Regions from separate parts of the Homo sapiens genome. Here all the other regions are linked to region 4. Evidence: read pairs that join two places in POLR2A ChIA-PET (ENCODE). Cell type or tissue: OCI-LY7. All regions are shown on one strand. Links, peaks and the distances in the headings refer to the core of each region. The heading gives the core; the rest is flanking DNA. Region 1 has its middle 7.8 kb from the start of CUX1. Region 2 overlaps SH2B2 (SH2B adaptor protein 2). Region 3 overlaps CUX1 (cut like homeobox 1). Region 4 overlaps PRKRIP1 (PRKR interacting protein 1).

The links. Peaks named below come from ENCODE experiments on the same cell type or tissue, not always from the same donor. Only the 100,000 strongest peaks of a DNase experiment are listed, where the experiment ranks them.
Region 1: POLR2A ChIA-PET joins it to region 4 with 19 read pairs; 1 of 35 experiments calls an interaction of 5 or more read pairs at or near these places.
Region 2: POLR2A ChIA-PET joins it to region 4 with 6 read pairs; 6 of 35 experiments call an interaction of 5 or more read pairs at or near these places.
Region 3: POLR2A ChIA-PET joins it to region 4 with 8 read pairs; 2 of 35 experiments call an interaction of 5 or more read pairs at or near these places.

What each region holds. Positions count from the first base shown.
Region 1 is chr7:101,806,647-101,813,026 of GRCh38, forward strand. No RefSeq gene overlaps it. Among named protein-coding and RNA genes, the nearest start is that of CUX1, 7.8 kb to the right of the region's middle. In OCI-LY7, for the core only: no CTCF peak of the experiment used is centred there; no DNase peak of the experiment used is centred there; H3K27ac peaks cover 1,076 bases.
Region 2 is chr7:102,308,154-102,315,279 of GRCh38, forward strand. It overlaps SH2B2 (SH2B adaptor protein 2), which reads left to right. Exons shown (of 9, transcript NM_001359228.2): 4 at 662-753; 5 at 6,183-6,274; 6 at 6,359-6,529. Among named protein-coding and RNA genes, the nearest start is that of MIR4285, 19 kb to the left of the region's middle. RefSeq lists an enhancer at 1-748. In OCI-LY7, for the core only: no CTCF peak of the experiment used is centred there; no DNase peak of the experiment used is centred there; H3K27ac peaks cover 2,431 bases.
Region 3 is chr7:101,857,537-101,865,090 of GRCh38, forward strand. All of the region lies in intron 1 of CUX1 (cut like homeobox 1), which reads left to right. Among named protein-coding and RNA genes, the nearest start is that of CUX1, 44 kb to the left of the region's middle. RefSeq lists an enhancer at 3,323-4,036. In OCI-LY7, for the core only: no CTCF peak of the experiment used is centred there; DNase peaks (open chromatin) are centred at 2,985, 3,475, 3,895, 4,885 and 2 weaker places; H3K4me3 peaks cover 3,868 bases; H3K27ac peaks cover 4,000 bases.
Region 4 is chr7:102,422,210-102,429,763 of GRCh38, forward strand. PRKRIP1 (PRKR interacting protein 1) reads left to right here. Exons shown (of 6, transcript NM_024653.4): 6 at 2,805-4,457. The coding sequence ends at 2,902. It overlaps LOC100630923 (LOC100289561-PRKRIP1 readthrough), which reads left to right. Exons shown (of 9, transcript NR_038967.1): 9 at 2,805-4,473. Among named protein-coding and RNA genes, the nearest start is that of ORAI2, 7.6 kb to the right of the region's middle. RefSeq lists enhancers at 3,355-4,258, 3,429-3,938, 4,419-4,708. In OCI-LY7, for the core only: a CTCF peak has its summit at 5,725; DNase peaks (open chromatin) are centred at 2,192, 2,812, 3,802 and 4,552; H3K4me3 peaks cover 3,163 bases; H3K27ac peaks cover 4,000 bases.

The sequences.
Region 1 (6,380 bases), core at 564-4,563, 620 kb before region 4:
GGAGATCAAGACTATCCTGGCCAATATGGTGAAACCCTGTCTCTACTAAAATACAAAAAATTAGCCGGGCGTGGTGGTGCGTGCTGGTAGTCCCAGCTACTTGGGAGGCTGAGGCAGGGGAATAGCTTGAACCTGGGAGGCGGAGGTTGCAGTGAGCCAAGATCATGCCACTGCACTGCAGCCTGGCAAGAGAGCAAGACTCCATCTCAAAAAAAACACAGACAACTTTTAACAATTAAGCATGGTGGTGTATGCCTGTGGTTCCAGCTACTTGGGAGGCTGAGATGGGAGGATCACTTGAGCCTGGGAGGTTGAGACTGTAGTGAGCTATGATCATACTACTGCACTCCAGCCTGGGCAGCAGAGCGAGATTGTCTCAAAAAAAAAGTAAAAACAATTAAAAGAAAAAAGAAGACAAAGATCTCGAAGATCCAGTTCAGCAGTTGGTATTGTGTCTGCTGCCTTCCTCAACTTGACCGTAATGACTTCAATTTCTCTCAAATGCCTTTGTTTTTATGTTCACTTCAATTAGCGCTAATAGAACAATACTTCGCACCTTCATAAGGTCTTTCCTTGGAAAGCTCCAAAGCATTTTACAAGAAAGTGTTAATTATTCCCATTTTACAGGCCCGAAACCTGAGGCAAAGTGAAACAGTGACTCAGTGGCAAAATTAGGATGTGATTTTCCCTCTCTGTTTTCAATTGCCTACTATAATCACTAGATCACAGGACCCCTTTTAGGTTAGAGTTAAGTTACTGTTTAAAGAGATGACAGGCTGGCACGGTGGCTCACCTCTGTAATCCCAGCACTTCGGGAGGCCAAGGCAGGTAGATCACCTGAGGTCAGGAGTTCAAGACAAGCCTGGCCAACATGGTGAAACCCTGTCTCTACTAAAAATATAAAAAATTAGCTGGTTGTGGTGGTGGGCACCTGTAATCCCAGCTACTCAGGAGGCTGAGGCAGGAGAATCACTTTAACCCAGGAGGCGGAGGTTGCAGTGAGCTGAGATCATGCCATCACACTCCAGCCTGGGCAACAAGAGTGAAACTCTGTCTCAAAAAAAAGAAAAAAAGAAAAAAAAAAAAAAAAGACCGGGCGCAGTGGCTCACGCCGGTAATCCCAGCACTTTGGGAGGCCAAGGTAGGTGGATCACGAGGTCAGGAGTTCAAGACTAGCCTGGCCAAGATAGTGAAACCTTGTCTCTACTAAAAATGCAAAAATATTAGCCGGGCATGGTAGCGGGCGCCTGTAATTCCAGCTACGCCAGAGGCTGAGGCAGAGAATTGCTTGAACCTGGGAGGCGGAGGTTGAGGTTGCAGTTAGCTGAGATCGCACCACTGCACTCCGGCCTGGGCGACAGAGTGAGACTCCGTCTCAAAAAAGAAAAAAAAAAAAAGATGACATAGGCTCTAATGTGTCCTTATTTTAAATAACATTTACTATTTCCCTGCATTATACAGGTGGTATGTACTCATGTAGAAAATACATAAAATATAGAAATAAGGCTGGGTGCTGTGGCTCATCCCTATAATCCCAGCACTTTGGGAGGCCGAGGAGGGAGGATGGCTTGAGGCCAGGAGTTCAAGATCAGCCTGGGCAATATAGAGAGACTCTGTCTCTACCAAAAATTGTTTAAAAAAAATTAGCAAGGCTTGGTGGTGTATGCCTGATGACTTGAGCCCAGAAGTTCGAGGCTGCAGTGAGCTATGATTGTACCACTGCCCTCCAGGATGGGGAACAGTGAGACCATGTCTCAAAAAAAAAAAAAAAAAAAAAAGAAAGAAAGAAAAGAAAAAATATTAAGGAAAATAAGTCACTTATAAATTCATCATCCAGAGACACCCACTCTTAGGAGTTAGCCTTTTTTTTCCCTAGCATTCTTTCTTTCTTTTTTTTTTTTTTTTTGAGACAGTCTTTAACTGTTGCCCAGGCTGGAGTGCAGTGGCGCGATCTCAGCTCACTGCAACCTCCGCCTCCAGGGTTCAAGCGATTCTCCTGCCTCAGCCTCCCAAGTAGCTGGGATTATAGGCACCTGCCATTGCACCGGGCTAATGTTTGTATTTTTAGTAGAGGCGGGGTTTCACCATGTTGGCCATGCTGGTCTTGAAGTCCTGGCCTGAGGTGATCTGCCGACATCGGCCTCCCAAAGTGCTGAGATTATAAGCGTGAGCCACCATGCCAGGCCCACACAGGCTTTTCAAATTATACAAGTGTGTGTGCCTGTGTCTGTGGGTGAATATTTTAATAAGAAAAGTAAGTGCCAGAGTCGATGCCTACTTTCCTTACTTCTTCCTTCTGCCATTCACCTCTCTCTCACAAAAATAAAATGTTGACATCCCCTTAGATTCTACCCTAGTTAAAGCTAGCTTCTTAAACCTCTAAAGATATTATAATACAGACTCTCAAAAACTGACACTACATCAAATATTTCACGTGCATGGAGCTTGAGGGAGTGAAAAAGTTTTCTACTCCTGCTAGAAATACGAGCTTTTCTATTTCCTATTTTCCACTGGAACAACCTTTCTCTTCTCTCTTTTTTTTTTTTTTAAGTCAGAGTTTTGCTCTTGTCACTGAAGTGCTGTGGTGTGATCTCAGTTCACTGCAACCTTCACTTCCTGGGTTCAAGCGACTCTCCTGTCTCAGCCTCCCGAGTAGCTGGGACTACAGGCAGGCGCCCACCACCATGCCCAGCTAATTTTTGTATTTTTAATAGAGACGGGGTTTCACCATGTTGCCCAGGCTGGTCTGGAACTCCTGACCTCAGGTGATCCACCCGCCTCGGCCTCCCAAAGTGCTGGGATTACAGGCATGAGCCACCGCGCCTGGCCGGAACAAGCTTTCAAAATCTTGCAAACCACACTTACTCAGGAAAAAAAACAATATACAATCTGACAGTGCTTGTGACAAAAGAAAATCTAATTATATTTCATGAAAACAAATCTTCATTCAACACCAACTGTATAACTGTGGAGACGTGTCACAAAAGAGGGTGTAGAAAAATATTTTGCTTTGTATGATGAATACAACTGGAAAAAAAAAACCCAACCCATGTCTATACCCTACATGGCCTAGCACCAGGGACATAGTTGTCGTTTAAAATATTGGATGGCAAACTTCTGTTATAAGAGCAATATTAATAATGAAACTCAATATAAATAAAACGCCCATGGTTCATATCTCCCAGGAGGAAAGCAAAGAAATTAGTATAAGTCTGAGCACAGAACTTGAACTTTACATTAAGCAAGTTAATAATAATATTTATATAGTGTTTTACATATCTCAAGCCCTTTCAAGCTACTGTTACCCTATTAATTTCTAGTGATTCAGTAATGACATCAGTGAGAGTCACAGAAGATGGCATTTATTTTAATTGTGTACAGGAAATGGGTAATATGACCTCTCTGTGGGAGTCTCATGATGTGGGGGAGATAAAAAAGGAAAAGTGAGATTTGATATTCGAATAAACTCAAAATATCAAGAAAATGTAGGCCCGGGTGTGGTGGCTCACGCTTGAGAATTCTAGCACTTTGGGAGGCCGAGGTGGGAGGATCCCTGGAGACTGGGAGTTGGAGACCAGCCTGGGAAACTCTGCTCCATACAAAAAAAGAAGAAAAAAAATAGCCAGGCATGGTGGCACATGCCTGTGGTCTCAGCTTAGCAGACTGAGGCTGCAGTGAGACATGATGGTGTCACTGCACTCCGGCCTGGAGTACAGAGTGCAACTCTGTCTCAAAAAATAAAGAAAAGAGGTCAGGCGCGGTGGCTCACACCTGTAATCCCAGCACTTTGGGAGGCCGAGGCGGGTGGATCACTTGAGGTCAGGAGTTCGAGACCTGCCTGGCCAACATGGTGAAACCCCATCTCTACTAAAAATATAAAAATTAGCCGGGCCTGGTGGTGCATGCCTCTAGTCCCACCTACTCCAGAGGCTGAGGTGGAAGAATCGCTTGATCCCGGGAGGTGGAGGTTGCAGTGAGCCGAGATCGCGCCACTGCACTCCAGCTTGGGCAACAGAGCGAGACTCTGTCTCAAAAAGTAAATAAAAAATAAAATAAAATAAATTAAAATAAGAGAAAAGAAAACCAAATTTATATTAGAATATAAATTTGGTAAGAAAGAGATTGCAGCCAGGGGTCAGTGGCTGGTGAGATGGGCTTTGGAAGCTTGTGTGATAACAAAAGCTCCAGGTCTCTTGTCAGAAACTTGAATGTCCCAAAGCAAGGAGGAGTCAAGTCCATTAAGCTTGATGTATTTTCTTCTTTTTTTTTCTTTTTCTTTTTTCTTTTCTTTCTTTTTTTTTTTTTTCTGAGATGGAGTCTCACTCTGTCACCTAGGCAGAGTGCAGTGGTGTGATCTCGGCTCGCCACAACCTCCGCCTCCCGGGTTCAAGCAATTCTTCTGCTTCAGCCTCCTGAGTAGCTGGGATTACAGGCACACGCCACCACACCCAGCTAGTTTTTGTATTTTTATAGAGACGGTGTTTTACTATGTTGGCCAGGCTGGCCTTGAACTCTGGATCTCAAGTGATCCGCCTGCCTGGGCCTCCCAAAATGCCGGGATTACGTGAGCCACCTTTCCGCCATAGATGTATTTTCAAAGTGTAAGCCACCACCATCTGAGAGGCCAAGCTGTACACTTTTTTTGTTTAAGACAAATCGGAGAGAACAGAACATAATCATTAGAGGTGTCGAAAGATACCTAGAGTGAATGTCATTAACATATGCTGTCCAGAAGTGGAAAGAAGGGGGAAATGGTGGGCCAGACATGAAGTCTTTGAAGATTTCCAAAAGGAGACCGAGAAATGCTGTCACCAGAGTCAGGGTGGGAGGGTGGTCAACAGGAGTCTACTGTTTAGAAATCATTACAGTTTGTTCTTACAAGTTGGGCAGGTTTTTGGTACAATTATATAACTGCACATACATTCAGGGTATTGAAATGAATGATGTACTACTATACATGTAATTACATGTAGCAAAATGTATACTTTTATTTGGTGGGTATTTACATATAGTACACTGAATAGTGTACTTAAAAATAATTAACATAAAATATTCTTTTAAAAACAGAGCAATTAAAAGTTGTTTGGTTTTCTTGAGCTCAAAAAATAAAAGAATCTGGAATCTTCCTTTCATTTATTCAAGTAGTCTATGCCAAATCATTCTAAAAGGCAGTCGCCAAAGACAAAAGAAAGAGTCATTCTCCTCTGTTATTCATAATCTTTTGATTTAAGGAAAAGGGATTTTCAAATGTAAAGTGTCTCAAAACTTCTGTCTGGTCTTAGTCCTAAATTTAAAACATTTACAAATTCAGGCAGCTTGAATTACTACCTCGATATAATTTTGAACTTCTATGTTTGTAAAATTGAGATTCTCCACATAACTTTTTATTAAGAGTATGATTCCTTTATACCATGCATCAAAATAGTCATATCTTTATGTTTATTTATGAATAAATTACGATAGAAGCATTTAGCATTATGAATTGTTTCTGATTATCCAAAATATTTCTTGTTGAAAACTATTTGAAACTCATTCTAGTTTGGATGCAAAAAAAAAAAAAATTCAGAAAATGCATTAAGGTTTTAGAACGAACCTCTTGATTTTTCCTTTGAAGTATATCTGATTTCTGAGTTTTTTTCATTTTCCTTCTAGCTTGGTAAAAATTATAGATTATTCCCCAACTTTTCTTGGGGATAAAGTTTCTTAACTTTAGGTGAAATTTAATTGTATGAGTCCATAATAAAAGATCTTGTGTGGGATAAAGAAAATGGATTTTTAAAATAATGCCTTACAGTGTAAGACATTTTTCAATTTGGAAGAAATTCTTGATAGTTAATTCCTTCAAGGAATTAGGTGAAGTATAACAGAACAACTTTTAAATTTGAATCTTTAGAAAACAACGCGACACATTTTCACTTCTTGGAGCTGCCAAAAGAGGGCCAATTTAGTAGTAATTACCCATATTTTGGAGAATTGGACAATTTTTTTTTTACTTTAGTGGATTTAATAAACTATATGTGGATGTCAGGGAAAGGAGAATCCACTAGTGTTAGGAAGATAGGAAAGAATGAACTCCCAAAAGCACTTTACAATTTTCTGCAAGTTAAATTAGTTAGTATTATCACATCCCTCATGTGGCTACTTACTGCTTTTTAGGCAAAATAAAATGGGCCAGAAAAGAAATTTAGGAATTCTGGGCTCAAATATTAATTATTTAGTTACCTTATTTGGGGCTAAGCTGTATTTCATTTAAAGGCGTCAGGAACAAACATCATCTTGGTCAGTTCCTCCATCTGATGACTGGGGGCTTGATTTTGAAAGCTTGGGTGGCAAATTGGTCATATACTTGGAAACTGTGAGATTTCATCCCCTAAAGGGAG
Region 2 (7,126 bases), core at 1,251-5,250, 110 kb before region 4:
TGGCCCTGCCACTGGCTGCTGTGTGACTTTGACCAAGTTCCTTGGCCTCCCTGAACCTTGGTCTTCTCATCTATAAAATGGGGGAAATGGCTCCTCTCCCTCACAGGGCCGTTGGGAGGAGTTGAGCAGAATGCAGGGTTATGCTCTGGGCCTGGCCCCAGCAGGGATGTCTCCTGCCCTCTTCCCCTTCAGAGGCTTCGTATCTCAAGCGCATGGCCATGCCGGTAGAACTCCAGGCACTAAGACATGCAAGCCCCCCTACTCAGTGTGCTTGGCCAGCCTGTCTCTCCACTCAACTTGAACCCCACCCCTGGGGTGCCAGGGCATGGGTTGGGGATGCTGGGCCACCCATCCCTCCCCCTGCCAGCATGGCCTCCTCAGAGGCTGTGTCTCTAAGGCAGAGGAGCTGAGATCAGTGGGGTGGGACATATCCCCAGTGGGGAGGCCCAGAAGGGAGGGAATACAGAGTGTGAGCTGGGTCCCTGGCCTGAGTTCCAGGTGGTGCCCGATGGTGACCCCACTTTCTTTCCTGCTGCTCATGCCCTTGAGCCCTGCTGTGGGAGAGGGGGATCAGCCATTTGAGCCACTCTGACCCTATGTCCTGTGGTCTGGAGCCCATCTGCTGACCGTGTTCTGCACTCCCGGCCACCTTCCTCCCCAGGTAGAGAATGGAGCCGAATACATCTTGGAGACCATCGACTCTCTGCAGAAGCACTCGTGGGTAGCTGACATCCAGGGCTGCGTGGACCCCGGGTGAGTGTCCAAGTGGCCCGAAGATGGGTGGACAGGCTGGGTATATCCTTGGTCCAGCCTTCACCAGGAGCAGCTTCCTAGCAGGGCGGGAGCTCAGCTTGAGAAATGAGCAATTCAATGCGATTCAGGTTGGTGCCAGCCAGGATCACCCTCCTTTAAAATACCCCCTACCTCCAATCGCCAGCAGACTCTGTGAGGCCTGCTCTATGGGGCCAGGGCCTGGGGACCTGGAAGGAAGTTGGACCAGGTCTTGTCTTCACCCCAAGAGAGCCTCAGAGCACTGGGAGTTGGGCAGAGATGGCAGTGAGTCCCCAAAGGGCTGGGGGCCTGGTGCAGTGGCTCACATCTGTGACCCCAACACTTTGGGAGGCCCAGCTGGGAGGACCGCTTGAGCCAGGAGTTCAAGACCAGCCTGGGCAACATAGCCAGACCCTCTCTCTCTCTCTCTCTTTTTTTTTTTTTTTTTTTTTTTGAGACAGGGTTTTGCTCTGTTGCCCAGGCTGGAGTGCAGTGGTGTGATCTTGGCTCACTGCAATCTCCGCCTCCCAGGTTCAAGCAATTTTCCTGCCTCAGCCTCCTAAGTAGCTGTGATTACAGGCGCCTACCACCATGCGCAGCTAATTTTTATATTTTTAGTAGAGACGGGGTTTCATCATGTTGGCCAGGCTGGTCTCGAACTCCAGACCTCAAGTGATCCGCCCAACTCAGCCTCCCGAAGTGCTGGGATTACCGGCATGAGCCACTGTGCCCAGCCAACCCTGTCTCTTAAAATAAAAAAAAATAGAGAGAGCTGGAGAGAGGCTCCTAACCCAGCCCTGGGCTCAGGTCAGGGAAGAGTTGCTGTTAGGCGTGCTCACCTAACCCAAGGCTTAAATAAAGAGTGGACCAATGCCAGGCAGAGGAAGATGGGAGAGGGCAGAGAGAAAAGCCCAGCAAAAAGAGTGGAAATGGAACTGGGCACGGTGGCATGCATCTGTTATCCCAGCTACTCAGGAGGCTGAGGCTGGAGGATCACTTGAGCCCAGGAGTTGGAGGCTGCAGTGATCTAGGATTGCACCACTGCACTCCAGCCTGGGCAACAGAGCAAGATCCTAACTCTTAAAAAATAATAATAAAAATTTGGCCGGGGCCAGGCACAGTGGTTCATGCCCATAGTCCCAGCACTTTGGGAGGCCGAGGCAGGCGGATCACCTGAGGTCAGGAGTTTGAGACCAGCCTGGCCAACATGGTGAAAACCCATCTCTACTAAAAATACAAAAATTAGCCAGGCATCGTGGCGGGCATCTGTAATCCCAGCTACTCGAGAGGCTGAGGCAGGAGAATCGCTTGAACCCGGGAGGCAGAGGTTGCAGTGAGCTGAGACTGTGCCATTGCACTCCAGTCTGAGCGACAGAGCAAGACTGTCTCAAAATATTAATAATAATAATTTTAAAAGGTGTGCAAGTGTACAAGCACCTGGGACTCGCAGGGAACATCAAGGCCTTTGGGGTAGCCAGTGAGGAGGAGATTTTGATGAGAGCTCAGGAAACGGGTAGGTCAGGGACAATGGGAGCCATGGCAGGTAATAGGCAGAGGGCAGTTACGGTCAGCTGTGAACAGGAAGAGCAGCAAGAAGGTTGGCTCCACCATCCAGGAGAGATGCCAGGCCAGGAGTAGGAGGGATAGGCAGCCCGACAGGCTGAGCAATTGGCAGCAGCTCTGCTGGCTAATGGGGTGAGCCAAGCCCCGGGGGGAAGGGCCGCTGCTTTCTAATTAACAGCTTCATTTAAAGAAACACAATTAAGGTCCTGGGCGCCTCCCAGGCCCTGATCCACAAAGTGATTGTAATCCCTCCTCCACCGCCCTCCGGACCATCTGCTCTGCAAACTCTTTCCCCAGCCGCTGTGAAGGTGAACCTCACTTAGTGGAATTTTCGAGCTGGCAGGGTCCCAGACACCTCATGTCACAAATCGGGAGAGAAACCTTCCCACCCTCTGAGGGTCTGCACGGGATCCCAGGAGGAGCCCAGCCCCTCAAGGATAGTGGGCAGGGATCATGGGCCCTCAGTGGGGACTGTCCACTCAGTGGTATCCGGGCCAAGAGAGAGCCTTCCCCTGGGCTTTCTGAAGTTTCAGTGGAAAATCAATTTGCAAATGGCAGATAAATGAGAGAAAAGGCATACAAATTTATTTATTTATTTTTATTTTATTATTTTATTTTTTAGAGGTAAGGTCTTGCTCTGTCACCCAGGCTGGAGTACAGTGGTGCAATCAAGCTCACTGCAGCCTCGACCTCCTGGGCTCGACTGATCTGCCTGCCTCAGCCTCCCAAGTAACTGGGACTGTAGGCACATGCCACGATGACTGGCTTAATTTTTTTTTTTTTTTGAGATGGAGTCTCGCTCCATCATCCAGGCTGGAATGTAATGGCACAATCTCAGCTCACTGCAACCTCCACCTCGCAGGTTCAAGCAATTCTCCTGCCTCAGCCTCCCAAGTAGCTGAGATTATAGGCACCTGCCAACAAGCCCAGCTAATTTTTATATTTTTAGCAGAGACGGGGTTTCCCCATGGTGGTCAGGCTCGTCTCGAACTCTTGACCTCAGGTGATCTGACAACCTCATCATCCCAAAGTGCTGGGATTACAGGCGTGAGCCACTGCAACTGGCCTTTTTTTTTTTTTTTTTTTTTTTAGAGACGGGATCGGGATCGTGCTATGTTGTCCAGGCTGGTCTTGAATTCCTGGGTTCAAGAGACCCGCCTGCCTCGGCCTCCCAAAGCACTGGGATTACAGGCATGAGCCACAGTGCTTAGCTGCACAAGGCAGATTAATAGGAGAAAAAGCATGTAAATTTATTTAACGTGTATACATAGGAGCCTTCAGAATGAAGACTCAAAGATACAGGGGAGGGCTGGGCGTGGTGGTGCACGCCTGTAATCCCAGCACTTTGGGAGGCTGAGGCAGGCACATCACCTGAGGTCAGGAGTTCGAGACCAGCCTGGCCAACATGGGGAAACCCCATCTCTACTAAAAATGCAAAAATTAGCTGGAGGTGGAGGCGGGCCCGCTGTGATCCCAGCTACTCAGGAGGCTGAGACAGGAGAATTGCTTGAACCTGGGAGGCGGAGGTTGCAGTGAGCTGAGATTGCACCACTGAACTCCACTGGGTGACAGAGTGAGACTCAGTCTCAAAAAAAAAAAAAAAATCCCAGGCATGGTGGCTCATGCCTGTAATCCCAGTACTTTGGGAGGCCGAGGCAGGCGGATCACGAGGTCAGGAGTTTGAGACCAGCTTGGCCAACATGGTGAAACCTCATCTCTACTAAAAATACAAAAATTAGCTGGGCCTGGTGGTGGCATGCACCTGTAATCCCAGCTACTTGGGAGGCTGAGGCAGGAGAATCACTTGAACCTGGGAGGCAGAGGTTGCAGTGAGCCGAGATCACACCACTGCACTCCAGCCTGGGCAACAGAGGGAGACTCTGTCTCAAAAAAAGGATACAGGGAAATGGTCCATTTTTATGCTTAGGTTCAGCAAAGTATGGACAGCAGTGTAGAAAGAGGATTGGATACAAAGGGTAGGATCTAAAGGGAATAGACTGAGCAGGGGACCCAGCCAGGCCTGTCTGTCCAGATTCTTCTTGGCCTCTCTGAGTAGCATTCCTTCCTTCTGGGTGTGGGACAGAACCCTATCTTGAATGGGGGTCTTATGACCTACAGTCAAACCAGGCAGATTGGGTAATTTCTTTCTTTCTTTTTTTCTTTCTTTCTTGCTTTCCTTTCCTTCTTCCGTTTCTTTCTTTCCTTTTGTTTTTACTTTTTTTTTCTGCTCCGTTGCCCAAGCAGGAGGGCAGTGGGGCATGATCACAGCTCACTGCAGCCTCCAACTCCTGGACTCCATTGACCCTCCTGCCTCACCACCACGCCCAGCTAATTTTCTTTTATTAAGATGAGATTCTCAGGGCCGGGCGCGGTGGCTCATGCCTGTAATCCCAACACTTTGGAAGGCCAAGGTGGGCGGATCACCTGAGGTTGGGAGTTTGAGATCAGCCTGGCCAACATGGAGAAACCCCATCTCTACTAAAAATACAAAATCAGCCGGGCGTGGTGGTACATGCCTGTAATATCAGCTACTCGGGAGGCTGAGGCAGGAGAATTGCTTGAACCCCCGGGAGGCAGAGGTTGCAGTGAGCCAGGATTGCGTCATTGCACTCCAGCCTGGGCAACAAGAGCAAAACTCTGTCTAAAAAAAAAAAAAAAAAAAAAGACGTGTTCTTGCGGCCAGGTGCAGTGGCTCACGCCTGTAATCCCCACACTCTGGGAGGCCAAGGCGGGCAGATCACCAGTTTGAGACCAGCGTGGCCAACATGGTGAAACCCCATCTCTGCAAAAAATACAAAAAAAAAAAAAAAATTAGCTGGGCATGGTGGCGCATGCTTGTGATCCCAGCTACTCAGGAGGCTGAGGCAGGGGAATCACTTGAACCCGGGAGGCAGAAGTTGCGGTGAGCTGAGATCGTGCCACTGCACTCCAGCCTGGGTGACAGAGCAAGACTCCCATCTCAAAACAAACAAACAAACAAAAAAGATGGGGGTCTCGCTATGTTGCCCGAGCTGATCTCAAACTCCTGACCTCAAGTGATCCTCCCACCTCAGCCTCCCAGAATGCTAGGATTACAAACATGAGCCACTGTGCCTGGCTGGATAATTTCTTTATGACAAGTTTTTACATAGAATATTTTTAGGTTGGCCGGGCGCAGTGGCTCACGCCTGTAATCCCAGCATTTTTGGAGGACGAGGCAGGCAGATCACGAGGTCAGTTTGAGACCAGCCTGGCCAACACAGTGAAACCTCATCTCTACTAAAAATACAAAAAAATTAGCCGGGCATGGTGGCAGATGCCTGTAATCCCAGCTACTCAGGAGGCTGAGGCAGGAGAATCGCTTGAACCCAGGAGGCAGAGGCAAAGTGAGCCGAGATCGCGCCACTGCACTCCAGCCCTGGCAACAGAGTGAGACTCCGTCTCAAAAAAAAAAAAAGAATATTTTTAGGTTTTATGACTACGTTTTGGGAAAAGGGGTTCTGGTTTCTGTGACCCACCTTGGGAAAAAGGGACTTTTGTTTCTCTGGTGCCTCTGGGGAGAAGAGGACTGAGAGACAAGTAGGCAGGAGAAGGTCAGAGAAAAACTTTTTTGTTCGAGGCTGCTGCTGAGGACTTTGTTTTGCGGTATTGTTTTCTGAGCCCCAACAGTGGCCTGGTCAATCACACGGTGGCCACAGAGCCAGTGTAGGGTGGGACAGAGGGACATGGAGGCAGAGGGAGGTGACCAGAGCCAGGAGGCCTAGATGCTGGGCCATGGGACTGCCAGCCACTGCCTGGCCACATAAGTAGCCTGTGGTCCGAGTCCAAGTCCCACGGCAGGACATGGTTTCCATTTCTTGTCTCCACAGTGACAGTGAGGAAGACACCGAGCTCTCCTGTACCCGAGGAGGCTGTCTGGCCAGCCGCGTGGCCTCCTGCAGCTGTGAGCTCCTGACTGATGGTAGGTAGGGGGACAGGGTTGAAGGAGGGGCACACTCAGGGTGGACAGATAAAGATACGTGCATCTTACCTGCCACTTCCCCAGCAGTCGACCTGCCCCGCCCCCCAGAGACGACAGCCGTGGGTGCAGTGGTGACAGCCCCCCACAGCCGAGGTCGAGATGCCGTCAGAGAATCCCTGATCCACGTCCCGCTAGAGACCTTTCTGCAGACCCTGGAATCCCCGGGCGGCAGCGGCAGTGACAGCAATAACACAGGTGCCAGTGGGGACAGCCTGCTCTTCCCATCCCACCTCTCCTGGACCCCCACCCCCAGCCATGGCCACCCATGGGCTCCCTAAACCTTGCTAAGCCTCAGAAGCTGTGACATCTCATCCTCCTGGGTCCTTCACACGTCTCCGAAGTACTTCTGGCTTTTGTAGACTGGTCTAGGAACCTGGCCCCTCCCACTGGACCCAGTTTCAATAGAAAATGTTCACAGGGGCCGGGTGCGGTGGCTCACGCCTGTAATCCCAACACTTTGGGAAGCCAAGGCGGGCGGATCACCTGAGGTCAGGAGTTTGAGACCAGCCTGGCTAACATGGCAAAACCCCGTCACTACTAAAAATATAAAAATTAGCTGGGTGTGGTGGTGCACACATGTACTCACAGCTACTCGGGAGGCTGAGGCAGGAAAATCACTTGAACCCGGGAGGCGGAGGTTGCAGTGAGCCAAGATCACGCCACTGCACTCCAGCCTGGGCGACAGAGTGAGACTATGTCTCAAAAAAAAAAGAAAGAAAAGAAAATGCTCACAGGGGCTGGGTGCAGTGTCTCACACCTGTAATCCCAGCCAGTGTTTTTTGAGGCTGAGGA
Region 3 (7,554 bases), core at 2,000-5,999, 560 kb before region 4:
GATGGGGTTTCACCCGTTGAGGATGAATTTGCTGGGTTACTTTAAACTGGAACTGTTCTTTTCAGAAATGAGTGAAGCAGGAAGGGAAAGACGGAGCTTGTCTGGCTGGGTCGGATGACCCCCTTTGCCAGGCCGTCACCCCTCTAGGTTGAGTTAGCTCAGAATAACTTAGCTGTGCTATAGCTTTGCATAATTGCAAGGAGCTTTGTTTCGTTTTATTTTGCAGGGAATTTTTTTCCCCCCTTAGCTCTTCCTCCTGGTGTATTTGTAGAAATCAGCTTCATCATGGTCATTTAACAGTAAGGGCTGGGGGTGGTGGCTCACGCCTGTAATCCCAGCACTTTGGGAGGCCGAAGTGGGAGGATCACTTGAGGTCAGGAGTTCAAGACCAGCCTGGCCAACATGGTGAAACCCCGTCTCTACTAAAAATACAAAAATTAGCCGAATGTGGTGGCACGCACCTGTACTCCCAGCTCCTCGGGAGGCTGAGGCAGGAGAATCACTTGAACCCAGGAGGCGGAGGTTACAGTGAGCCAAGATGGTGCCACTGCACTCCAACCTGGGCAACAGAGCGAGACTCTGTCTCAAAAAAAGAGAAAACAGAACATACTATTTTTGTTGTTTCTGAGGAGTAGGGTTTCTTACCAGGGAACCTGCTTTAAAAAAATGCAGTATGTAGATTCCTTAAGAATAAAGTTAAGCAGCAGCTAACCAAGCACATGGCTAAAAACCCGGCCAAGAGCATTGTAGTATCTGGTTTTGGGGTTGGTGGTGGGGATCCCATTTTAGAGGCCGACTTTGGTTTGTGATGGTTAGGTTTTACTTTCTTAGGTCTCAGCTCACATGTCCCCTTCTCAGAGGAGCCATCCTCACCCATCCCTTCTTGGTCCCTCCCGCCTTCCCTGACTTTTTCTTCTTCAATGACTTATCTGCACATGATCCCCTACTTATAAAACCTGTGTCTTCCACTCCTCTCACCCGAAAGAATGTTTGAATTCTGAAAACAATGACTTTGTTCTTAGCACCCACAACAGCAAATGCTCAGTGAGCCCTATGTTGAGTGAGTTAGTTGTGAGCTGTGGTGGTTTAGTGAGGGTATACTTTGGCCCTTAGAATGCGAATGCCTTTTTTTTTTTTTTTTTTTTTTGAGATGGCGTCTTGCTCTGTGGCCCAGGCTGGAGTGCAGTGGCACGATCTTAGCTCACTGCAACCTCCGCCTCCCAGGTTCGAGAGATTCTCCTGCTTCAGCCTCCTGAGTAGCTGGGATTACACACACTCGCTACCATGCTCGGCTAATTTTTATATTTTTAGTAGAGACTAGGTTTCGCCATGTTGGCCAGGCTGGACTCAAACTCCTGACCTCAGGTGATCCGCTTCCCTCGGTCTCCCAGGGAATGGCTGTTTAATCACAAGAAAGTCTTCCCTTCATGCGTTGTGAAAACCAGCAGTATTTTAATTGAAGAAATCCGGTATTGTTTGGCTTTCTAGATTTGGAAGTAGGTCAGGTGGCTAATGATTGAAAATGGACCGGCAACCAGAGGGCCTTTGGAAACTCTAGCTCGACTTCAGGCTATAGTTTTGTTTATGCCCTTGTCACTAAAGGCACTGCCCATGAGAGCTGGGTTTGCAGTCCCTGCTGAGCCTGGGGTTGAGAGCAGAGCCCTAGAGTAACTCAGCAAAGGCATCCCTCCCTGCACCTGAGCTGGGGGAGAGGCGGCTTATGATTAACTCAGCGATGTCTCAAATGCCATTTCTAGAGGCTGAACACATTAACTTTTAAAAAATGATTTAAAAATTACCAATTGACCGTATCCGGGGCTGAACCTGCGTGATTCAGCTTCTTTTAAAAATATCTTTTCTCAACAAATTGCTTCCTTAACATTTTAATTTGTTGATCATCAAGGAAGCTTGCCAAATATTAGCTGTTCTTTTCCATTTCCTACCGCCTCAAGCTTCCCGTATTTGGCCTATTTCAGTGGAGCTGTAAGGTCACTCCCTATTTTTCTTCCCAAATAACTGTATTTATTACTGTCAGGTATTGGCGGGTTTGATCCAGCTGTCATCAGAACGTTTGGAAATACCGTTTTTTGCCAGAATGCTGATTTAATGATCTCATACTGACATGGCTTGTTCTCTCTGCAGACTTGATAACTTGTTGAATATGTTCCCTCTTCTTATTGAGCAATGGTGCTTTTTGAAAATTTTTCCCAGCCAGAAGGCTTCATGGGTAGTATCTTTAAGATCCTAGCAGAAGGTTGCTTTTCTCTCTCTCTCTCTCTCAGTCCTTTCTTTTTCTCTTTTCTTTGCTTCTTTCCTTCTTTCCTTTTTCTTTCTTTTCTTTCTTCTCTTTCTTTCTCTTTTCTTGGCTTATTTCCTTCTTTCCTTTGTCTTTCTTTGCTCCTTCCTTCCTTCCTTTTCTTCCTTCCCCTTTCTTTTTCCTTCCCTCCCTCCCTCCCTACCTTCCTCCCTTCCTTCCTTCCTCTCTCTTTCTGTCTCTCTGTCTCTGCCTGCTTTTTCCTCTCTCTCTCTGTCTCTCCCCCCTTCTCCCCTCTCCTATCCTCTTCTTCCTTTTTTCTTTTTTTGGAAGGCCCAGATTAGTAGCAGAGACTCTCCTTGAAGGGGATAGATGCATTGTCGCTGTTTGGTATTTTGAACAGATTCTTAAGAAAATGTTTTCCTGGTGGAAGATTTCAGACACACATGAGGTGAGAATAATGAACCCTGTGTGCTGCCCCCAGCATGATCAGTTCCAAACTATTGGCCTGTCTAGTTTCATCTCCGCCCCTGCCTACTCCTGGAATTTTGAAAAGGACATCATATTATTTTCTCCATAAATATTTCAGTATGTATCTCTAAAAGATAATGTCACTTCGAAAAAAATACCTAATACCACGATCACACCTAAAACATAAATGAACAATATGAAGGATGAGTTTCTGCTGTGTGGCATGGCAGAATGATGCTCTGTGGGGTCCCAGGGGAGAGGTGAGCTAAGTTCAGTGTGTCACCTGCTGTCACCTGCCATCACCTGTCCCAGGGCCTGGGGCTAGCCACTGCTCTTTTGTGAGCCTCAGTTTCTTCATCTATAAAACTAGAGGATTGTACTAGTCTGTCTGTCTTTCCTTCCTTTCCTCCCTTTCCTGTCCTGTCCTGTCCTTTCCTTTCCTTTATCCTCTCTCTCTTTTATCTCCCCTTCCTCCCTTCCTTCCTTCCTTCCTTCCTTCCTTCCTTCCTTCCTTCCTTCCTTCCCTCCTTCCCCTCTCTTCTTCTCTCTTTCCTTTTTTTAAAGAGACAGAGTCTTGTTGTGTCACCCAGGCTGGAGTGCAGTGGTGCAGCCATAGCTCACTGCAGCCTTGACCTGGTAGTCTCAAGTGATCCTCCCACCTCAGCCTGTGAGGTTCCGGGAACACAGGTGGGCAACACCATGCCTGGCTAATTTTTAAATTTTTTGTAGAGACAGGCTAGTCTTGAACTGGCCTCAAGCGATCCTCTTGCCTCAGGCCCCCAAAGTGCCGGGTTTATAGGCTGAGCCACTGCACCCGGCCTGCACTAGTTTTTTTTGTCTCTAGAAATCTGCATCTCTGAATGTGTTAGGTCCTGACCTGCTTTAGAACGGATCTCAGCCACCCTGCTCCTTCGAACCCACATTTCTGCCCCGTGTCTGCTGGTCGCAGGAATTGGCACATTTTCCTTTAGCTGCGCCCACCAGTCCTTGCACGCATACTCCTGGTCACTTTTTTAATGTCTGGCAGATGGTTTCAAGTGCAATGGCGTCTCTGCGTAATAGTTGATTCTCTAAAGAACAGAGTCTACTAAGTGGAAGCTGCGTTTCCACATTTAGCAGTTAGCTGTTAAGAGCCAGTAACAGGTGCAAATTTGCAACCCGTTTTTTCCCCAATCTTTTGGAATGGAAATGGTTCAGTCATTTGAATTTAACAAACTGCCTGCCCGGCATGCACTGCAGATGCTGGGCTGCAAAGCTGGTTTTGGTGCTGGTTGGCCCCCTGGGTGCCCCTGTCTACTGAGGGTGGGACAGGCGGAGGACTGGGGGCTCAGTGCTGCAGAGGCACATGTAGGGTGGGGTGGGGTGGGGTGGAGAAGAAGTCCTGACCAGTCCTGATTTGGTGGTGCTGGTGCTTATGGGCTAGTGAGATTTCTGCATGCCCAGGCTGGCTGGTAGCCATGTGTCAGTCACTCATAATCCCAGTACCAGAGTTATCATCACCCCTAACTTTTTTTTTTTTTTGAGACGGAGCCTCACTCTGTGGCCCAGGCTGGAGTGCGGTGGCACGATCTCGGCTTACTGCAACCTCCACCTCCCGGAGTCTCCCTCTGTGGCCCAGGCTGGAGTGCAGTGGCACAATCTCGGCTCACTACAACCTCCACCTCCCGGGTTCAAGCGATTCTCCTGCCTCAGCCTCCCACGTAGCTGGGATTACAGGCGCCTGCCACCATGCCCGGCAAATTTTTATATTTTTAATAGAGATGGGGTTTCACCATGTTGGCCAGGCTGGTCTCAAACTCCTGACCTCATATGATTCGCCCACCTTGGCCTCCCAAAGTGTTGGGGTTACAGGCATGAGCCACTGTGCCCGGCCACCCCTAATGTTTTGATTTATTTCCTTTGAATTTTTTTTTCTCTGAATAAATGGATTGATGATATCTATTGACATAGTCAGAAACTCAAGAAACATCTATGGAGCATCTAGCCATGGAGCAGACACTCCTGTTGGTCTCGGGGGTGTGTGGCGGGAAGGTCAGAGTCCTTCTAGTCCTCCAAGAGCTTCCAGTCTGGTGGGTCCCTAGAATATAATACATTGTGTGTTGTCGTAGGCGGGACTTGCACGCTGTGCAGTTGGCTTTACGGTTGACACCAGGCCACCAGTGGCCTCCTCCGCCTGCCCTTCCAGCCTGCGGTTGTCCTTCAGCTGCTGCCTGTGAAATGTGATCCTTTCCATAAGTCCCCAGCACAGAGACTGGGAAGGCAGTTTCTAAGAAGGCCCTTCTGTTGGGCTGGCTCAGAACCTGCCCCCTTTCCTCTGACTTGCCTATAAAAAGGTGGGTTTTTCCTCCTGCCTATAAAAAGGTGGGATTTCACACTGACATAATTTACATCGAGGGACATATTAAACCTGGTGTAATTTGCAAGTGTGCCCTGAACACGTTTCATCATCAGGCTCGTTGTGGAGACCACGGTGTCCCTTTCCTTCCCATCGTAAGTCCCCGGTGTGTGTGTGTGTGTGGAAAGTTTAGAGCTCCCAAAGTTTAGAGCTCAGAGAGGATAAAGACCCGTATTACTAAACTTATCAGGAAAATGTGGCTTCAGATTATTTTTTTTCACAGCAATAATTGCATTTCATGTATTTTTTTTTTTTACTTATTACAGAAAATTTCAAATATATACCCAAACAGAAGAAGATCATGAATGCTTTTGTGTCCATGACTCAGCTTCAATAATAATTATTTACTTGTCGCTGGCCTTGTCTTATCTGTAACTTTCTCATCGCTCACCCGACTTAAATTTTGAAACAAATCCCAGACATCATATCTTTTGCCATCCACAGATACATCAGTGTGTATCTCTAAAAGAGAAGGACTTTGCAAAAAGTACAACCACAATACCATTAGCACACCCTCGAAAAATGACAAAGATTCATCAATATCAGCTATCCAATATCAAACTGCCACTTTCCCACAAATGTCATAATTAAAAAAAAATTTGTTTCAATCAGAACAAGAAAATCCAAGTGAGATTCAAGAGTCCCGCTGGGACTGGTTCATGTGTCTTTGTCTTTTGAGAGTTCTTTTTTTTTTTTTTCTTCTTTTTTTTTTGAGATGGAGTCTCCTTCTGTCGCCCAGGCTGGAGTGCAGTGGCATGATCTTGGCTCACTGCAACCTCTGCCTCTTGAGTTAAAGCGATTCTCCTGCCTCAGCCTCCCGAGTAGCTGGGATTATAGGCATGTGCCACCATACCCAGCTAATTTTTATATTTTTAGTAGAGACGAGGTTTCGCCATGTTGGCCAGGCTTGTCTCAAACTCCTGGCCTTAAGTGATCCACCCGCCTCGGCCTCCCACAGTGTGGGGATTACAGGTGTGAGCCACTGCGCCCAGCCAGGGCTCTTTTTATATTGCAAAACTGAAACTCTGCACCCATTAAACAATAACACTCCATTTCTTCCCCACCATGCCCTGGCAACCATGATTCCACTTTGTCTCTATGCCTTTGACCACTCTAGGTCCCTCGTCTAAGTGGAATCATACAGTATTGTCTTTCTGTGACTGGCTCAGTTCACTTAGCACAGTGTCAAAGTTCCTCCATGTCGTAGCTTGTGTCAGAATTTCCTTTCTTTCTAAGGCTGAACAATATTCCGTGGTGTGTGTATACCCCATTTTGTGTATTCATTCATCAATCAGTGGATGCTTGCGTTGCTTCTACCATTTGGCTGTGGTGACACTGTGTGAACTCTGGTGTGTATATATCTCTTCAAGACCCAGTTTTCGTTTCTTTTGAGTTTATACCCAAAAGTGGAATTCTGTTTGGGTTGCACCATTTTAAATTCCCACCAATGGTGCACAAGGGTTCCAATTTCTCCACAGCCTCGCCAGCATTTGTCATTTTCTGGATTGTTTTTTTTTTTTTGGAGACAGGATCTCACTGTGTTGCCCAGGCTGGAGTGCAGTGGCACAATCATGGCTCACTGGATCCTTGACCTCCTAGGCTCAATCAATCCATCCACCTCAGCCTCCTGAGTAGCTGGGACTATAGGTGTGCACCACCACACCCCGCTAATTTTTATATTTTTTTGTAGAGATGGCGTCTTGCTGTGTTGCCCAGGTTGGTCTTGAACTCCTGAGCTCAAGCGATCCTGCTGCCTTGGTCTCCCAAAGTGCTGGGGTTATAGGGGTGAGCCACCATGCCTAGCCTGGATTTTTTTCTTTTTTAATGGTAGACATCTTAGTGGGTTTAAGGTGGTATCTCATTGTGGTTTTGATTTGCATTTCCCTAATAGATAGTTATTTTTATTTTTATTTAAAGGGAGTCTCGCTCTGTCGCCCAGGCTGGGGTGCAGGGGTGCTATCTTGGCTCACTGCAACCTCTGCCTCCTAGGTTCAAGCAATTCTCCTGTCTCAGCCTCCCGAGTAGCTGGGACTACAGGCGCACACCACCATGCCCAGCTAATTTTTATATTTTTAGTAGAGATGAGGTTTCACCATATTGGTCAGACTGGTCTCGAACTCCTGACCTCAGGTGATCCACCTGCCTTGGCCTCCCAAAGGGCTGGGATTACAGGCATGAGCCACTGTGCCCAGCCTAATAGATAGTTATTTTTAATACTTATTTAAGCTTCATGTTTCAACTGGGGGTGCTTCATGATATATTAATATTTAATGAGCCACCTTAATTATTTCTAAAAAAGTAAAAAAGGGAAATACTATCTCCCACATGGTATTATTCATGATGTATATCTTTTTTTTAAATGTTTTGTAGAATCGGACCAAAATCAGACCAATCCTCTCAGTTTATCACAAAGATACCAAAACCCAGAGAGAAT
Region 4 (7,554 bases), core at 2,159-6,158:
TGTTGCCCAGGCTGGAGTACAGTGCTGTGATCTTGGCTCATTGCAACCCCTCCCTCCCGGGTTCAAGCGATTCTCCTGCTTCAGCCTCCCAATTAGCTGGATGACAGGCGTGAGCCACCATGCCTGGCTAATTTTTTTTTTTTCTGAGACAGAGTTTCACTCTTGCCCAGGCTAGAGTGAAGTGGCATGATCTCCGCTTGCTGCAACCTCCATCCACCTCCCACCCCCGGTTCAAGCAATTCTTCTGCCTCAGCCTCCCAAGTAGCTGGGATTACAGGTGCACCACCACGCCCAGCTAATTTTTGTATTTTTAGTAGAGACGGGGTTTCGCCATGTTGGCCAGGCTGGTTTTGAACTCCTGACCTCAGGTGATTCACCGGCCTCGGCTGTTGAAAGTGCTACGATTACAGGCGTGAGCCACCACGCCCAGCCTAATTTTTGTATTTTTATAGAGATGAGGTTTCACCATGTTGGCCAGGCTGGTCTCACACTCCTGACCTCGAGTGATCCACCTGCCTCGGTCTCCCAAAGTGCTGGGATTACAGGTGTGAGCCACTGTACTCAGCCACAAAATTATTTTTAAATGTTATATTTACCTTCAGGCTATGTGTGTGGGGTATATATGAAACATAAGTGAATTTCATGTTTAGACTTGGGTCACATCCCCAAGATATCTCATTGTGTAGATGCAGATATTCCAAAGTCTGGAAACATCCGAAACATCCGAAATCTGAAACACATTTGGTCCCGAGCATTTTGGATAAGGGATCTGCAGCCCATACTGCATTTTCAAAGGCTTTTCAGCCACGGGGAATGCTTCCAGTCCTCCTCTGTTGCTCCCTTCCACAAACATCCAGCTCAACGAGTATTGTATTCATCAGAAGCAGAATTAAAGATCAGACCCTATGCTCTTTTTTTTTTTTGAGACAGAGTCTGCCTCTGTCACCCAGGCTGGAGTGCAGTGGCGCTATCTCGGCTCACTGCAACCTTTGCCTCCTGGGTTCAAGTGATTCTCCTGCCTCAGCCTCCCAAGTGGCTGGGATTACAGGCGCCCGCCACCACGCCTGGCTAATTTTTGTATTTCTAGTAGAGATGAGGTTTCCCCCATGTTGGTCAGGCTGGTCTCAAACTCCTGACCTCGTGATCCATCCACCTCGGCCTCCCAGGGTGTTGGGATTACAGACATGAGCCACCGTGCCCGGCGCCTTATACGATTTCTGCAGACAACATAGGCAGAGGCTGAGAGAGTCAGAGAACACGTTTGAGCCTGGGTCCCTGTCTTAGTGAATAGGAGATCTCGAGCAGCAAGTTCCTCCACCTCTCTGGGTCTTTTATCTTCTTCATCTGTAAAATGGATATATAAGAGTGGTACTTACCTCATAGACTATTGTAAGAATTAAACAGGGTACTCTATGTACAGACTTAGCACAGTGCTTCCATGTAATAGTGTTGGACAAATATTAGCTATTAAAATATCCTCACCATTTAAACTTTAAAAAAAAAAAAATCTGTGCCCAGGCTGCCGTGCAGTAGCATGGCTCACTGCAGCCTTGAACTCCTGGGCCCAGAAGGTCCTCCTGCCTCAGCCTCATGAGTAGCGAGGACTATAGGCATGTGTCACCAGGCCATTTTTTATAGAAATGGAACTCGCTGTGTTGCCCAGGCTTGTCTTGAACTCCTGGGCTCAAGTGATCCATCCTCCTCAGCCTCCCAAAGTGCTGGGATTACAGGTGTGTGCCATTGCACCCGGCTTCCCCGTTTGAACTTTCAAAGCTAATCATGCTGTGTGGTATGAGGTTGAGGGGAAAAAGGGATGCCCCAAATTAATGAAACTAAATCTTCCAGATGCTTTCGCCAGCGCCGTGCGTGTTCTGTGTTCTTTCTGCGGTCCCATCCTGGGTATGACAGTGAATTTTAGGCTGGGCTGTGCCTTTGGCTGTGCAGGGCCTCCTGCTTAGAGGCCCTTTGTCTGACCTTTGGTGACACAGCAGTAGCAGCGCTCAGGGTCTGTAGTGGGCGTGTGGGTGGCCAGGGCAAGCCCTGCACATGTGCCTCAAGGAGCATTGGCTGGCCCGGGTGAGCCTACCCATTTGTGAGTTGCTGAGGCCACCGTGCCTGCGGCCGGCGTCCTGGCATGGCTGAGCCGGGCCATCTGCTGCCTTGTGGTCTCTGCCTCTGCCTTTCCAACTCTCACTTGTCCTCCTGCTCCCGCGTGAAGAGGGGGAGGGGAGGAGTTGGGAACACGTCCTCATGCTCGGCTTCTGGCTGGCAGTCATGATGGGGGACAGGGAACCTGTGCTGCTCACAGGTGTCAGGAGGGGCTTCCTGGGCCATGCTTGGGAGGAGCTGGGAAGCTGGCGTATGTGTGGGGGGCAGAGCCCTCTGCCACACAGGTTTCGGAAATCCTTTTGCAGACGGCAGTGAGAACTTGAGACTTCAGTGAGAGTGTTGTCAGCCTGGCGTTAGTGTTGAAGAGCTGGGTCGGGAAGTTGCCCACCCAAGAGGCAACTTGAGCCATGTAAAAGTAGTGCGTGGTTTATGGGGTGTCGGGTCTTGCGTGTGCCTCTGGGCCTTTGGGTAAAGATGGGGTGCACCCGTGAGAGCAGTGGTAGATCAGGTCTGTGAGCCACCCTTACTCCTGGGGAATGGCTCAGAGGACTGGTGGACGTGAGGCATGACCCTGGTTTCTTGCCATGCGGTCTAGGAACAGGGACTTTTGACTTCCCATCAGCTCTCCTCTTTGAAAGCACCCTTGACCCTGAACGATTTTGCATGTCTGTAATTTGAATGTCGTGTGGTTACAGGACCCGGTCAGCCCAAGGAGCAGGGGTCCAGCAGCTCTGCGGAGGCATCTGGAACAGAGGAGGAGGAGGAAGTGCCCAGTTTCACCATGGGGCGATGACAATGTTTGCCACAGCCTCTGCCTGGAACCTGGCTCGTGCTGTGACCAGAAGGGAAAGGCGGCTGTTTGGCTCTTTCTCCCCCGCAAGGACCCGCTGACCCGCTGGATGGAGAGCAAAGGAGACCCCTCCCGAGCCGCTCACAGTCCTGTATTTGGCAGGTTTGGGAGCCTGAGGGGCCATCTCCCTGACACTCAGAGGCACTGCCTTGCAGACACCATCCGTGCTCCTGGTAAAGGGGGACAGAGAGCCTCACCTTGCCACATATTTGAACAGTGATGAGTTTGGGGCTGGTTTCTGGGAAGGGAACGTTTATTTAGTAAAGAGCAGAACACCCTTGCGTTTTGTTGGGACATGTGGACCGTGAGTCGCAAACACTCTGGAGAAGGCTGAGATGCCACCATTCCCACGGGGACTGAAGACACATTACGTGGACCTGGTCCCAGGCTCAGTGAGGAGATGGCCTCAGCTGTGGGGCTGGTCCATGTTGCCCACTCACTCCAGTGGGAAGTGGGGACCACGCCATAGAGGGTCTGCTCCCACTGCAGCTCCCGGTGCTCTCGTGTTCTGGGAAGGCCTGGGTGTGTGCACAAGGAGGCCCGGGCCAGGGACTTCACCAGGGGCTGGGTCACAAGGGCACAGGGTGTGTGGAAAGCGCTGTGGGGGAAGAGCCGGTCACCGGAGAGTGAGCAGGCGGAGACTCCAAGCTGGGCTGAGCCAGAGCAGAAGGCGAGGGATTCCCAGCCGGACGGGGGTTCTCTCACCAACAGCTGTGATTTCATCCCGAAGTGGAAGGGGGTCTAAACAGAACAGGCTGAGAGAGGCGGGACTGGGTCAAGTGGGTGGAGCTCCTCCTTGCATGACTGCAACTGTCGGGGCTTTCCGCCGGCTCACAGCAGTTGGGGCCAGCGGGGAGAAGAGAGGCGGAACTGCTGTGTCCTCATGTGGCGCAGCCTCAAACTGGCATCCAGGCACTGGGCCCATGCAGAGAAGGCACCTGCAGAGAGCAGGGCAGCCCGGCGCAGGGGCATGCGCCTAGAATCCCAGCTACTCGGAAGGCCAAGGCAGGAGGACCGCTTGAGTCCAGGGATTCAAGGCCAACCTGGGCAATAGAGCGAGACCCTGTCTCTTAAAAAACGATGATGATGAACACAGAGGACGGGGCACTGTGCTGGGAGCCAGGGGGCCTGGGAGGAGCCGAGACCAGCCTTTTACCTCGGGGTTTTGAGGCCAACAGGGACGACAGAGACAGTTTCTAGTTAGAGCCTTGGCTCCATTTTTGGATGATTTAGCCCCGAGTTCCTGAGTCTATTTTATGCCCCTTACGTACTTTGATAGAACTAAGGAAATAGTGGTTTTGAGTGAAGGGAAAGGAAACCCAGAAACATTTTACGTTGCTTTTACTTCTGTAGTGTAGATTGCCCCGGCCCCTCTCTGAGCCCTGTAGCATCTGTGATAGCTTCTGTCCCTTCATCGGTTCATGTCACAGGGATTTTCTTTCCCAGGAAGCGGACACGGAGAGTCAGCCCTAATAAATGAGCACATGCCCTGGCTGTACATTTTGAAACCTGTTTTTCTCTGTCTGGGACTGGCTGGTTTGTGTTTCGGTTTTAGTTCTCCTATCTTTGGACTGTTGGTTTCCATCCCTCTCCCCACCCCCACATGTGTCACAGCCCCTGCCCTGAGTCTGCAACCTGGAGCTTGTGGGCCGCCTCAGTGCTGGGGAGGGTGCTGGGGCTTGGAGCCTGATGACCTGGCTTTGAATCCTGCCCCTGCCTCTGGTAAGCCAGGGGACTGTCAGCAAGTCCCTTCCTGCCTCTGCCAGCTCACTGGGCCAAGAGAGACAGTCGCCACAGGTGTGTGTTGGGTGGGTGGGCACATGGCGACACAGCAGGATGCCAGGTTGCGGTGGGCTTCACCCCCACGGGGTGCAGGAGATGATATTTAGGCAGGACATGTCCTGTAGCCATTTCTGGCCATTAGTACTAGGTCATCAGGACCTTAAGTTGAGAGATTCTTTCTTCAGGGCATCACTTATTTAGGAAAAGAAGAACAAACAGATGTCATCATTGAGAAAGGATTGGGTGATACTGAGAGCCCCTGCCCTCCCCCCGACAAAAAAAACCACCATTAGGGGAGAATCATGAAGTAATGTCCCTCATTGCTCATGGGTGGGAAGGAGTCTGGAACTGAACACAGAGGTGTAGGTAACAGAATCGTCTCAAACAAACTCACACACAAGAATTCTTATGGCCAGGCGTGGTGAGCTGACGCCTGTAATCCCAGCACTTTGGAAGGCCGAGGCAGGAGGATCGCTTGAGCCCAGGAGTTTGAGACCAGCCTTGGCAACACAGTGAGACCCCATCTCTACAAAAAATTTTAAAATTATCTGGGCGTGATGGTGCGCACCTATAGTCCCAGCTACTTGGGAAGCTGAGGTAGGAGGATCCCTTGAGCCGAGGAGTTGAAGGCTGCAGTGAGCCGTGATCACTCCACTGCACTCCAGCTTGGGTAACACAGTGAGACCCTGTCTCAAAAACAAATATATCTAGGTTCCCTGGTGATGCCCCTGTAATTCTGCATCATTTACGATTCATGCCCAAATAGACATTTAAACAGGTATTTTACTGTTTAAACAGGAGATTCTACTACAGAACCCGCCCCTTTAATTAGTTAACTTCGAGACAAGGGCTTGCTGTGTCCCCCCGGCTGCAGTGCAGTGGCGCCATCATTGCACACTGCAGCCTCCAACTCCTGGGCTCAAGCATTCCTCCCATCTCAGCCTCCCAAGTAGCTAGGACTACAGGCATTCACCACCATGCCAGCCTAATTTTTGTTTGTTTTTGAAACAAGGTCTGGCGCTTTTGCCCAGGCTGGGGTGCAGTGGCGTGATCTCGGCTCACTGCAACCTCCACCTCTCGGGCTCAAGCCATTCTTACACCTCATCCTCCCAAGTAGCTGGGACTACAGGTGCGTACCACCATGCCTGGCTAATTTTTGTATTTTTTGTGGAGACAGGGTTTTGCCATCTTGCACTGGTCTCCACCTCCTAAGTTCAAACAACCCTCCCACCTCAGCCTCCCAAAGTGCTGGGATTATAAGTGTACACCACCGAGCCCTGCCCTGTTACTATTTTAAATTTATTTCGCTGTTTCCAACATTTATATTTTGGTAAAAAACAAATTAAAATTGAGTTAGAGGAGTGTTCTACTAACTCTTGGAAATAGAACTCAGGCCAATTCTTTTTCATTCATGGTGGAGACACGTGTTTTCTCCTTCTCCCTCTTGGAAGTTAATTTCTGTTTACTATTTGGTGTACTTGACTAAAGTTAGCTACGATTACCATATATTAACATATATTTCAGTAGAGAGAACACTCTTGGAAATTAACCTGGAGCGAGTTCCAGGAGGCCGTTTCTTGTTTTCTTACTCCACAGAATGTCACAAATCCACTGGGTGTGGTGGCTCTTGCCTGTAACCCCAGCACTTTGGGAGGCCTAGGCAGGAGGATCACTTAAGGCCAGGAGTTCAAGACCAGCCTGAGCAACATAGTGAGCCCCACATCTCTAAAAAATAAAAATTGAAAAGTGCACCTGGCCTAGTGGCATAGTCCTAGCTACTTCCAAGGCTGAAGTGGGAGAATCACTTGAGCCTGGGAGATTGAGGCTGCAGTGAGCCATGATTGTGCTGCCGCACTCCAGCCTGGGTAACACTAAGACCTTGTCTCAGAAGTAAAAGGCTGGATGCAGTGGCTCACACCTGTAATCCCAGCACTTTGAGAGGCCAAGGCAGGTGGATCACCTGAGGTCAGGAGTTCGAGACCAGCCTGGCCAACATGGTGAAACCCCATCTCTACTAAAAATGCAAAAATTAGCCGGGCATGGTGGCCAGTGCCTGTAATCCCAGCTACTGGGGAGGCTGAGGCAGGAGAGTTGCTTGAACCTGGGAGGCAGAGGTTGCAGTGAGCCAAAATGATGCCACTGCACTCCAGCCTGGGCAACAAGAGTGAAACTTCGTCTCAAAAAATATAATAATAAATGAAAAAAAATAGCAAATGTTTATTGAGCACCAACTAAGTGCAAAATCCAAGGGATTCCAAGGCCCATTGCTAGGCACTGGGGATGGTGGTGGACAAGACACAGTCCTTGCCTTCAGGGGGCTCCAGGTCTGAGCAGGAACAGGATTGGGGAGAGCAGCACAGCCTGCTGTGTGGGCACCTGACCCAGGCCTCTGCGAAGGCGAGCGCTGAGCTGAAGTCAGGTGGCTCAGGAGAACAAGAGTGCCCAGAAAGCGAGCTGGGGAGGGAGGAGGCGCCCTGCCATGGCCTCAGACCCTGTTAATCAGGGGACTGGAGTCTCAAAGGCCACAGGGTAGGGGCTGGAATGGAGAGACATGGGGGACCTTTGAGTTTGTGGAAGGGGACAGGGCTCCTGCCTTGCCATGCAGACCAGAGGTGATGGTGGCCTGAGTTAGTGCAGAAGCAAGTGGGGACAGGGAGAAGTAAGGGAGAGTCCAGCAATGTGGAGGTGGGAGAATTGTCACGACCCGATGGGGAGAGGACTCATGGGTGCCAGCAGCTGAGTGGGTGAGGGAACCCTTCTGAGACAGCTGACCCAGGCGGTGGGGCAGGAATGCGAGGGAAGATGACAGATTC